Regions from separate parts of the Homo sapiens genome. Here region 2 is linked to region 1. A link is an interaction called in ENCODE POLR2A ChIA-PET data of the cell type or tissue named here. Cell type or tissue: CD4-positive, alpha-beta T cell. All regions are shown on one strand. Links, peaks and the distances in the headings refer to the core of each region. The heading gives the core; the rest is flanking DNA.

Evidence for each region. ChIA-PET counts read pairs that join two places held together with the same protein. Peaks named below come from ENCODE experiments on the same cell type or tissue, not always from the same donor. Only the 100,000 strongest peaks of a DNase experiment are listed, where the experiment ranks them.
Region 2: POLR2A ChIA-PET joins it to region 1 with 10 read pairs; 4 of 35 experiments call an interaction of 5 or more read pairs at or near these places.

What each region holds. Positions count from the first base shown.
Region 1 is chr17:31,276,191-31,282,861 of GRCh38, reverse strand. The region is part of intron 36 of NF1 (neurofibromin 1); the gene reads right to left. Among named protein-coding and RNA genes, the nearest start is that of OMG, 18 kb to the left of the region's middle. In CD4-positive, alpha-beta T cell, for the core only: no CTCF peak of the experiment used is centred there; no DNase peak of the experiment used is centred there.
Region 2 is chr17:30,967,597-30,972,664 of GRCh38, reverse strand. RNF135 (ring finger protein 135) reads right to left here and starts at 1,626. Exons shown (of 5, transcript NM_032322.4): 1 at 1,220-1,626. The coding sequence starts at 1,591. RefSeq lists enhancers at 811-1,060, 1,089-1,650, 1,751-2,000, 1,651-2,212, 2,281-2,340 and 1 more and a silencer at 1,131-1,670. In CD4-positive, alpha-beta T cell, for the core only: a CTCF peak has its summit at 2,269; DNase peaks (open chromatin) are centred at 1,364 and 2,124; H3K4me3 peaks cover 1,668 bases.

The sequences.
Region 1 (6,671 bases), core at 2,558-5,057:
ATGCAGCTACTTTGGAAAATCATTTGGCAGTTCCTCTAAAGTTAAACACTGAGGTACCATATGACTCAATTCCACTCCTAGATATGTATCTAAAAAAACTGAATGCATACGTCCACACAAACGCTTATATATTGTATGAATACAATAGAATATTATTCAGCTATAAAAAGGGATAAAGTTCTGATACATGCTACAACATGGATGAATCTTGAAAATATTAAAGTAAAAGAAGGCAGTCACAAAAGAGCACATATTGTATGATTCCACTTATATGAAACATCTAAACTGTGCAAATCCATAGAGACAGAAAGTAGATCAGTGGTTGCCAGGGGCTGAGGGGGGGCAGGAGGAAAGGGGAGAGTGACTGTTGATGGCTATGAGGTTTCTTTTTGGAGTGATGAAAATGTTTAAAATTAGACAGTGGTAATGAGTACACAACTCTGAATATGCAAAATTGTATACTTTTTTTTTTTTTTTTTTGAGATGGAATCTCGCTCTGTCACCCGGGCTTGAGTGCTGTGGCGCTATCTCAGCTCACTGCAAGCTCCGCCTCCCAGGTTCAAGCCATTCTCCTGCCTCAGCCTCCCAAGTAGCTGGGACTACAGGTGCCTGCCACCGCGCCCAGCTGATTTTTTGTATTTTTAGTAGAGACGGGGTTTCACCGTGTTAGCCAGGATGGTCTTGATCTCCTGACCTCGGGATTCACCTGCCTCGGCCTCCCAAAGTGCTGGGATTACAGGCGTGAACCACCACGCCCGGCCCAAAATTGTATACTTAAAAAAAAGATTTTTTTTTTTTTTTCCAGACAGGGTCTCTCTCCATTGTCCAGGCTGGAGTGCAGTGGCTTGATCTCAGCTTGCTGCAGCATCAACCTCCCGGGCTCAAGTGATTCTCCCACCTCAGCCTCCTGAGTAGTTGGGACTACAGGCATCAACCACCACATCCAGCTAATTTTTGCAATTTTTTTTGTAGAGGCAGGGTATCACTATGTTGCCCAGGCTGGTCTCGAACTCCTGGACTCAAGTGACTCTCCCAACCTCAGTCTCCCAAAGTGCAGGGATTATAGGTGTGAGCCACTGTGCCCAGGCAATTGTACACTTCAAAAAGGGTGAATTTCATTTCAATGAATTTTTTTTTTTTAAACTTGCCTAGGGGGTCAGAGTCAGGTTATCAAGATGGGTATTAAATGGAAAGGATAATGTCCCATGATAAAGGAAGGGCATTCAAACCAGGTGGAAAAGAGTATGCAAAAGCAGAGAGACATGTGAGGATGTCAGGGCATGGCAAAGGGGGCAATGGTGAGATGGTCAGCATAGCTGAAGCACCAAGTAGAGTTTAAAGCATCCTTCTACAGACATTACCCAACACTATGATGATTTAAGATGATTAACCAGTATTATTCCATATAAATGATCAATTGAGACAAATGCTTTTAAGACTTTTTTCTAGCATTATAGTGGAGATAATGTACAAAACATTCATTTGTCATTCTGAGCTTTTTGGGCAGACTTTGTGGCTTAGCCAGCTCCTAGAGTCTTCTTGGATCAACTGCCCTGATGATACCTTCAACAATGTGTCATAAACACTTCCCTGAGAATAGCCCAGAAGTTCACACAGGCTTACTTGGAATCACATCAACAACAGTAGAATCATCAGATTTTCAGAATACAAGGTCAGCATCTAGCCTCTTACCAAAATGACTTTCGATCTGCTTTGGCTCAGCAATCGTGCAAGTAAGGTGAGCTGTATAACAGATTATGAAGAGACTTGTATGAGATGCTAAAAAATATTTTTATAAGCCAGTGACTTTTTGAAATGTAGTACATATATGATTGGGTGCTACATGAAACAGGCATTTCATAGTTCTATATTTCCTTTTACTGTTGCCTTTTGTTGGTTTTCTAGTTATGGCAATCAATATTGATTTTCCATTCACAGTATAAACTTTCCTTTAAGAAAAAAAAGTCTATAAAAATACTGAATAAATAATATAGATGGTTATGAAGAAATGGCAAAAAAAAAAAAAATCCCCGAAGTAATACATGAATACCTTAAGCAAGAAAACTTAGCTAAAAGGAGCACATAAAGATTTTACCTGGAAGTGAAATGGTCACATTTCAGAGAGATGATTCTGGCAGTAATGTGTAAGATGGAGGCAATCTTACACCGGGGTAAAATACCGGTGACAAATACTCCAATTAGGAAATTGTTGTAATAGCCTAGACCAGAGGTCAGCAAAGTATGGCCCACTTACAATATCCTTCCCACAGCCTGCTTGTGACCTATTTTTGTATGGCCTCCAGGCTAAGTATGATTCTTACTTTTTTTTTTTTTTTTTTTTTTTTGAGACAGAGTCTCACTCTGTCGCTCAGGCTGGAGTGCAGTGGCGCGATCCCGGTTCACTGCAACCTCTGCCTCCCGGGTTCAAGCGATTCTCCTGCCCCAGCCTCCTGAGTAGCTGGGATTACAGGCACATACCCACACACCACCACGCCCAGCTAATTTATCTTTAGTAGAGACGGGTTTTCACCATGTTGGCCAGGCTGATCTTGAACTCCTGACCTCGTGATCCACCCTGCCTCGGCTTCCCAAAGTGCTGCAATTACAGGTGTGGGTTCTTACATTTCTTTCTTTTTTAAAAAAAAAAAAAATTAAAAAAAAACTTTATATGGGCTATAAAGCCTAAAATGTTTACTATTTGGTCCTTTACAGAAAAAATTTGCCAACCCCAGCTTAGACAACTGCTGAAGCTACCAAATAAGTTGGTAGCATGAGAGTGAAGCATAAAACAAAATTTCTGAAGCAGAATCAGTAAGACTTAATGACTAATCAGATGTATGTGGTAAGAGCAGGTAAAAATTAAGATTCTATAAACTCAGACAGATAGGGATACTATCATCCAAGAGAAGAAAACAGAAAGGAGAGCATCTTTTTAAAATTAAATCATTTTTCTTTGATTATGAAAAATAAGTGACAACAAGCCAAAATTAGATAACAGACTTACAGTATTATACCATTAGGAAGACAAACTTGCTCAAAGATGGGCATTCACCCTGAGAACCTATGTTTTACAACTATGGAGAAATGTGTTCTTTTTCCTATATTAGATTTCTAAAATGAAGAGGCTGAGATTTTACTATTGAAGAGAATCATGCTTATATACAATTCTAGAAGGTACTCACAATTAGGCCTCTCATAACAATGGCCTGTCTTTTTGCATATCCATTGTTCACAAAACTCCCAAATAGTTTCTTCCTTTTTTTTTTTTTTTTAAAGAGGCTGGAATTCTCCTTTGTTGCCCAGACTGGATTCTGAGCTCAAGCGATCCTCCCACCTCAGGCTCCCAAGTAGCTAGGATTACAAAATAGTTTCTTGAAAAACAACTGTCTACGCTAAAAAGCCACTTTTCAGTGCTATATACTACTAAAATGTTTTAAATGTTCTACTTTTAAATATAGGTTACAAACCTAGTAGCATAAAAATTTTAATCCTGAAAACCTGAATTGCTTTCAGACAACATCAGGTGCATTCAGGGTGGTATGGCTGTAGGCCTGAACTGCTTTCAGAAATAACCAAACATACATAAATTCATTTCAAAACAAAATTTTTTTGAGACAGGGTCTCGCTCTGTCCCCTTAACTGGCTGAAGTGCGGTGGTGGGAACATAGCTCACTGCAACCTTGAACTCCTGGGGTCAGGCGATCTACTTGCCTCAGCTTCCCAAGTGGCTAAGACTATACAGGTGTGTGCCACCACACCTGGCTAATTTTTTTTTAAATGTACTTTGTAGAGACAGGGTCTCATGATGTTGCCCAGGCTGGTCTCAAACCCCTGGCTTCAAGTGATCCTCTTGCCTTGGCCTTCCAAAGCACTGGGATTATAGGCATGAGCCACTGAAGCTGACCTCATTTCAAAATTTTAGAAGTCCTATTTAAAAGAGACATGAAGGCCAGGCGCGGCGGCTCACGCCTGTAATTCCAGCACTTTGGGAGGCTGAGGTGGGCAGATCACCTGAGGTCAGGAGTTCCAGACCAGCCTGGCCAATGTGGTGAAACCCCATCTCTACTAAAAATACGAAAATTAGCCAGGCGTGGTGGCAGGCACCTGTAATCCCAGCTACTCAGGAGGCTGAGGCAGGAGAATCACTTGAATCTGGGAGGTGTAGGTTGCAGTGAGCTGAGATCGTGCCACTGCACTCCAGCCTAGGCAACAAGAGCGAAACTCTGTCTCAAAAAAAAAAAATAATAAAAAAATAAACGAATGAATGAATGAGACATGAGGCACAGGTGCAATGAGCATAGACATGGCATAAAACTTAATAGGATTTTCTAAAAAAAAAAAAAAAAAAAAAAAAAAAAAAAAAAAAAAGCTTCAATTACCAAGGCAATGTCTGTGCAAATATCACTCAAGAAAAGATCTCTGTGTTCTTTTCAAAAAAAAAAAAAAAAAAAAAACCCAAAAAATCCAAAAAGACCAAAGAAAAAAATTACAGAAGGGAAAACTGGACCTGTTTCTAAAGTAAAATATTAAAACTGCAATTTGAAATTCTCAAGAAAGTGCTATATGAAATTTATGATCATTCTCATCATTTTCAGAAATTACTTTTTTCCATTTTCTTAAGAATTTTGGAAGAATCAATACGTGAGGGAAGACAGTTCTGGAAACATTTCAAAAACAGATCAACGGAAAGTAATGTAAGTATATAAAGAAAGACACAATTTTTTAACTTAATTTTTGTTTTTTAGAGACAAGGTCTTGCTCTGTTGCTCAGGTTAGGGTATCCATAGCTCACTGTAGCCTTGAATTTCTGGGCTCAAGCAATCCTCCTACATCAGCCTCCTGAGTTGCTGGGACTATAGCTCACATCCCACCATGCCTGGTGATTTTAGGAAGATGATACAGTGTACATACAGCTTGTAGCAATTAAGGTTCTAGCAGGAAACAGGTGGCAAATTCAAACTGAGATATTAGAGATTATGTATAAAGGAGAAGGCAGGTTTTAAGGAAACTCTTAAGAGACAGTGTGATACTACACCTGAAGTAGTGAGTGCAGGAAGCAGTTAGCAGAAAGCAGACACAGAGTAGGTTGTGTGGAGAGGGTCACCCAACAAAAACCATACTGCATGGATGGATGTAGCCAGCCCACTGGGACCCTGCAGAAACGGAGCCAAAAATATATACCTCCTAACCTTACTCTCTTTCTTCTCCCTAATCTTCCGCTTGTATTCCCTATGGGCCAGCTGAAAGCCAGAAAGGAGGGGAGCCCAATGATACCCTCTACACAGGTCAGCCTCTTAGGGTACACAGCAGGGTAAAGAACAGAGTGGATTTGAAGAGGCAAAGGCAAGATGTCCAGCATGTAGTTATGTTAGTCAGCACGAACTAATTTCTGTCACAAATAATCCCAAAATATCACTGGCTAAGACAACAAAAGTTAATTTCTCTTAAATCATGCTTTCTAATGGTTTTACCATCTTCTGGCGTCTTGGAGACCCCCTCCACTGAACCGTCTGTTTCTAGTAGGCGTTGATAGAAGAAAGCAAGAATGGAAGATTGGTGAGAAGTTAGACATCAGGCTTAAAAATCATATACAGTTGACCCTTAAACAACATGGCTTTGAACCATGCTGATCCACTTATACAGAGGTTTACTTCCACCTCTGCCAGCCCGGGGACAGTAAGACCAATCCCTCTTCTTTCTCCTCCACCTACTCAACATGAAGATAAAGAGGATGAAGACCTTCGTGATAATCCACTTCCACTCAGAGAACAGTAAATATATTTTCTCTTCCTCATGATTTTCTGGGTAACAATTTCTTTTCTGGAGCTTATTTCACTCTAAGAATATAGCATATACAACATTTAACTTACAAAACATGTTAATCTGTTTATGTTATCAAAAGGCTTCCGATCAACAGTCTTATTAGTAGTTTAGTTTTTGGGGAGGCAAAAGTTATACGTAGATTTTCCATTGCGTGGAGATTCAGTGCCCCTAACCCCAGTGTTGTTCAAGGGTCGATTGTACATCATTGGAACTGACATTTTACTGGCCAGAACTCAGTCAGATGGTACCACCTAACTATCAGAATGCTAAGAGTGGTATGGTGCTGTGCCCAGAAGGAAGAAGAGAAACATGAATATGCTAAGTACTATTCTTATCATGTATTATGTAACACTCCAGTAGAAAATGGAACAGCACCCCAAAATCAATCTCATCAATATTTCTGCAGCGCAACATTAATATCCACACTAAGTGAAACAAAGATAGCTAAAAACCTCCCATCTATGCAGATAAGGCATTTGCACCAAATAAATTTTGGTGTCAAACTTTTTTATTTTTTGATAAAACTTAAGGTTTTTGGAGGATTTGGGGTTTCAGATTACAGACAAGGGATTATGAATGTGCATTATGATCCACATTGTACAAATGAAGAAATCTTCTCAAAACAGCAGCCAGGAAAGTAGAGATGAAAGTTAAACTCAAGCCTGTGCCTTCCAAATTTATGCTAATGTGAAGGGAAAACTGCAAATAACCAAATAACTCTTACTTTAGACATCATTAATGATACCAGCCCTCCGACATGGAGAAACAGGAGGTATTTCAATGAATTCCAATACTTATTGTGCCCCTTTTTTTTTTTTTTTTTTTTTTTTGAGATGGAGTCTTGCTCT
Region 2 (5,068 bases), core at 297-2,796, 310 kb after region 1:
AACCAGGCACAAAGGGACAAACATTGAACGATTCCAGTTATATGAAATATCTAGAACAGGCAAACTCAGATACAGAAAGTAGCTTAGATGTGAGCAGGGGCTAGAGGGAGGAGAAATGAGGAGTTACTGCTTAATGAGTACAAAGTTTCTGTTTATGATGATGAAACAGTTTTGGAAACAGAAGTGATAGTTGCACAACAGGAAATGTAACTAATTTGTCACTGAATTGTACACTTAAAAATGGTTAAAATAGGCGGGGCGCGGTGGCTCACACCTGTAATCCCAGCACTTTAGGAAGCCGAGGCGGGCAGATCACGAGGTCAGAAGATCGAGACCATCCTGGCTAACAACGGTGAAACCCCGTCCCTATTTTTTAAAAAAAGAAAAAAACATACAAAAAATTAGCCAGGCGTGGTGGCGGGCGCCTGTAGTCCCAGTTACTCGGGAGGCTGAGGCAGGAGAATGGCGTGAACCCGGGAGGCGGAGCTTGCAGTGAGACAAGATGGCGCCACTGCACTCCAGCCTGGGCCACAAAGCAAAACTCCGTCTCAAAAAAATAAAAGGTTAAAATGAGGCCAGGCGCTGTGGCTCATGACTGTAATCCCAGCACTTTGGGAGGCCGAGGCGGACGGATCATCTGTGGTCAAGAGTTTGAGACTAGCCTGGCTAACATGTCGAAACCCCGTCTCTACTAAAAATACCAAAATTAGCCGGGCGTGATGGCGCACGCCTGTAATCCCAGCTACTCTCGAGCCTGAAGCAAGAGAATCACTCGACCCTGGGGGGCGGAGGTTGCAGTGAGCCGAGATCACGCACGCCATTGCACTCCATCCAGCCTGGGCGACAGAGCGAGACTCCGTCTCAAAGAAATAAAGAAAAAGGTTAAAATGGCCAGTTTTAATGTTATATAGATCTTACCACAATTTTACAAGTTTCAGAGAAAGAGACCGAAGATCGATTGGGAAGAAGTTGAAATATGCCAAGCTGTGTAACAGCTAAGTTGACAAGCTTTCGGAAGATGGGGAATTTGTTTTTTTCTACTTCTTCATACTTTTATGAACTTTCCAAAGTGCCTCCGAAGAGCGGAACTCGACTTTTAGACTGAGAAAAGGAACGTAAAAGTAGAACGGCTGAGGAAAGGGGTTCGAGCCACATGGGAAAGGGTCAGGCGGCGGGCAGCCCGGGGGAGCCAGGGGAGCTGCGGGCCCGGCCTCCCTACCCGCTGCAGTTCCGGGCGGCGCCGGGGCCTCGCGGCCGCGCTGGAGAGGGAACTGGAGCCCGGGCAGGGGCAGTGGGCAGGGTCGGAGCCCGCCTGTATCTCGCGTGCGGCGCGGCGGTACTTGTCGGCCAGGTCCTGCAGTAGCGTGTTCTTCCGCAGGTGCGGCTGCTGCGCGGCGCCCTGGCGGCAAGTGGGGCAGGCCCAGCGGCGGGCGTCGCGGGCGCCCCACAGGGCCTCCAGGCAGTGGCGGCAGAAGCTGTGGCCGCAGGGCAGCGTGGCGGGCCAGTCCAGCAGCCCCTGGCAGATGATGCAGCCGAGGTCGTCCTCGGCCAGCCACACGGGAACGGCGGAGCCCAGGCCCAGGCCCGCCATGGCCAACAGGCGGCCGGGGCGCGGACGTCGGGGTTGAGCCGGGCGAGTCTCCTCAGGCTCCTCCCTCGCCCTTCCTCTTCCCCTTGCCCTCCTCCTTTTCTCGGCCGCCTTTTCTCCTCCTTCCTTGGCGCCACCCCGTCTCCTTCCTCCGATCCTGCTGAAAACAGACTTAGAGCCTCCAGTGCCCAGCTGGAAAGACAGAGCTGACCTTCAGTGGCGGCCTCTTGCCCTGGGAAACCAACATGCCGCGAGCTGCTAGAAACCCGCGGAGGTCTCCAAGATTCCCTTTAGCTGGATGTCCCTCCATTAAGATGCAGCACCGTTGGATGTCTTCGTCCGTTGGCTTAAAAAAAAATAAACAACAAAAAAGATGCAACACCGACAACTCTTGGGAGGAGAGGACTCCATTCAGCAGCTTATTTATGAGAATGAGCCCACGAAGTGTCATCCAGCTCCTCTAACAAGTAGCAGGGGATTAAAGATCACCGATGCACAGCCACAGGGAGCGTCCTCAAAAATGCTGATGTTCGGCCCCGCTCGCAGGGAGTCTGATTTCATTGTCTTGGGTGGAGCACGGGTATTTTGTAAAACCTCCCCCAGGTGATTCTGACGCGCATTCAAGGTTGAGTGAGCGAACCCTTGGCTTTTTAACTCGCAGGTATAATGCAGAGTTGTGCGCTGTGTCCTTACCGCCTTCTGCGGGATGTAAGCGCGTTTCCCAACAGACACTCGGACAAAATTCTAGAAAGTGTTTTCCTGAGAAGGCTCACTCACTCACTCACTTCGCATCCCAGTCCTAAACGCATTGCAACCAGAAAATGTTAGAGCTAAAAGAGCACCACGTCCTCCCAGATGACCCAAAGAGGTTAAAAAAAAAAAAAAGAGAAAAAAGAAAAACTTGCAGGCTCTCATGGTAACAATGAAGCGTCAGAGACTAAAACCCACAACTCCCCAATCTGTTGAAATGAACTAACAACGTCTCATGCTTTACTTTATCCTTTCTGGCCTGGGCTCAAAGTAGGTATCAGATAATACAAGTTTGTAGCCGACCTTTGGATCACTTGAAGTCAGGAGTTCAAGACCAGCCTGGCCAACATGGTGAACCCTCATCTCTACTGAAAATACAAAAAGAAAAGAAAAGAAAAGCCAGGCGCCCTGGCGCATGCCTGTAATCCCAGCTACTTGGGAGGCTGAGGCAGGAGAATCTCTTGAACCCGGGAGGCGGAGGTTTCAGTGAGCCAAGACTGCGCCACTGCACTCCAGCCTGGGCGACATAGGGAGACTCCGTCTCAAAAAAAAAAAAAAAAAAAAAAAGAAAAAAAAGAAAGAAAAGAAAGAAAAAAAAGCGTTTGTGGTTATTTCTAATACTGGAAGTGTCATGGAGTAGGCAGCGCTGCTCATCAACGTTTCCAGTGCTTTCCCTTTCTGGGCACATGGTAGGACTGGCACTTCCCTGACCCACTTGAAACACACAGAGGTAATATGTTACTTCCCACCAGCTTTAAAGGCGACTGAGCCGGCCATTGTATCCCTTTCTGCCAGCTGCCCCAATTATGGAGATGAAACCATCATCCGGTGACCTGGGTCACTGAGTGGCTAAGATGAGCAGACTCCCTGCCAACGCACCCTAGGATACGTAGTAAGAGGGAGAAGAAAACTAGGATGTATTCAGCTTACTGAGATTTAGTGGGTGTGTGCTGCTACAGCATAACCTAGCCTATCCTGACTGATGTATTACCTGGATCTTGTTCTAGAATCTCCGCATCGGAGTAAAATCGTAGTTTCTAAGAGCCTCTTTTTTTCTGTAAAACGGGCATGATACTAAACACTTAAACATGCTCAGATCTTCCAACTTAAAAAATGAAATCACTGGCGGGGCGTGGTGGCTTATGCCTGTAATCTCAGCACTTTGGGAGGCTGAGGCAGGTGGATTGCCTGAACTCAGGAGTTCGAGACCTGCCTGAGCAACATGGTGAAACCTTGCCTCTACAAAAAAAATACAAAAACTACCTAGACATGGTAGCGCAGGCCTGTGATCCCAGCTACTCAGGAGACTGAGGTGGGAGGATTGCTTGAGCCAGGGAGGTGGAGGCTGTAATGAGCCATGAGATCTCAGGAGGTCAAGACTGTGGTTAGCTGTGATCACACCACTTCACTCCAGCCTGGGGAAGGAGCTAGACCTAGTCTCAAAAAAATTAAAAATTAAAAAATAAAATAAAATCACCTTTGACCTGAGCCTCCCTGGAACCAGCTCTCCTCTTCTCCATTTCACAGCCAAGTTTCTGGAAAGAGTGAGTTAACCAGTAGTTTTCAAACTTTTTTCTTGGACACGCCCTAAAAGTTTTATGCAAAATCATGCAGTGGTTATAAGAAAGGGGGAAGTGGGGGCCGGGCGCAGTGGCTCACGCCTGTAATCCCAGCACTTTGGGAGGCTGAGGCGGGCGGATCATGAGGTCAGGAGATTGAGACCATTCTGGCTAACACGGTGAAACCCCGTCTCTACTAAAAAATACAAAAAAAATTAGCCGGGCGTGACGGCGGGAGCCTGTAGTCCCAGCTACTCAGGAGGCTGAGGGAGGAGAATGACCTGAACCCAGGAGGCGGAGCTTGCAGTGAGCTGAGTTCGCACCACTGCACTCCAGCCTGGGCGACAGAGCAAGACTCTGTCTCAAAAGAAAAAAAAAAAAGAAAGAAAGAAAGGGGGAAGGGGGAGAGTGGTCAGCTCTGGTAGTAAAAATATATTAGCAAATTCTTCATTTATATCAGATTTTTTTTTTTTTTGAGATGGAGTCTCACTTTGTTGCCCAGGCTGGAGTGGAGTGGAGTGGCACAATCTCGTCTCACTGCAACCTCCACCTCCCGGGTTCAAACCATTCTCCTGCCTCAGCCTCCGGAGTAGCTGAGATTACAGGCGCTCGCCACCATGCCCGGCTAATTTTGTATTTTTAGTAGAGATGGGGTTTCCCCATGTTGACAGGGTTTCTCCATGTTGGCCAGGCTTGTCTCGAACTCCTGACCTCAGGTGATCCGCCCACCTCATCCTCCCAAGTGCTAGGATTACAGAGGTGAGCCACCGCGCTCAGCCTACATCAGACATTTTGTCATTCTTGGCCGAGTGCGGTGGCTCATGCCTGTAATCCCAGGACTTTGGGAGGCCGAGGCAGGCGGATCATGAGGTCAGGAGTTCGAAAAATACAAAAAAAAATTAGCTGGGCGTAGTTGCAGGCACCTGTAATCCCAGCTACTCAGGAGGCTGAGGCAAGAGAATCATTTGAACCCGGGAGGTGAAGGTTGCCATGAGCCAAGATGGCACCATTGCACTCCAGCCTCGGCAACAGGGCAAGACTCCGTCTCAAAAAAAAAAAAAAAGAAATTTTGTCATTCTTTTATCTTTCTGAACTTGTATTTCCATTCCATTTCCTCCACAGAATTACATTCCAAAGCAATATATTTCATGCATGAAAGTCTTTTATCACT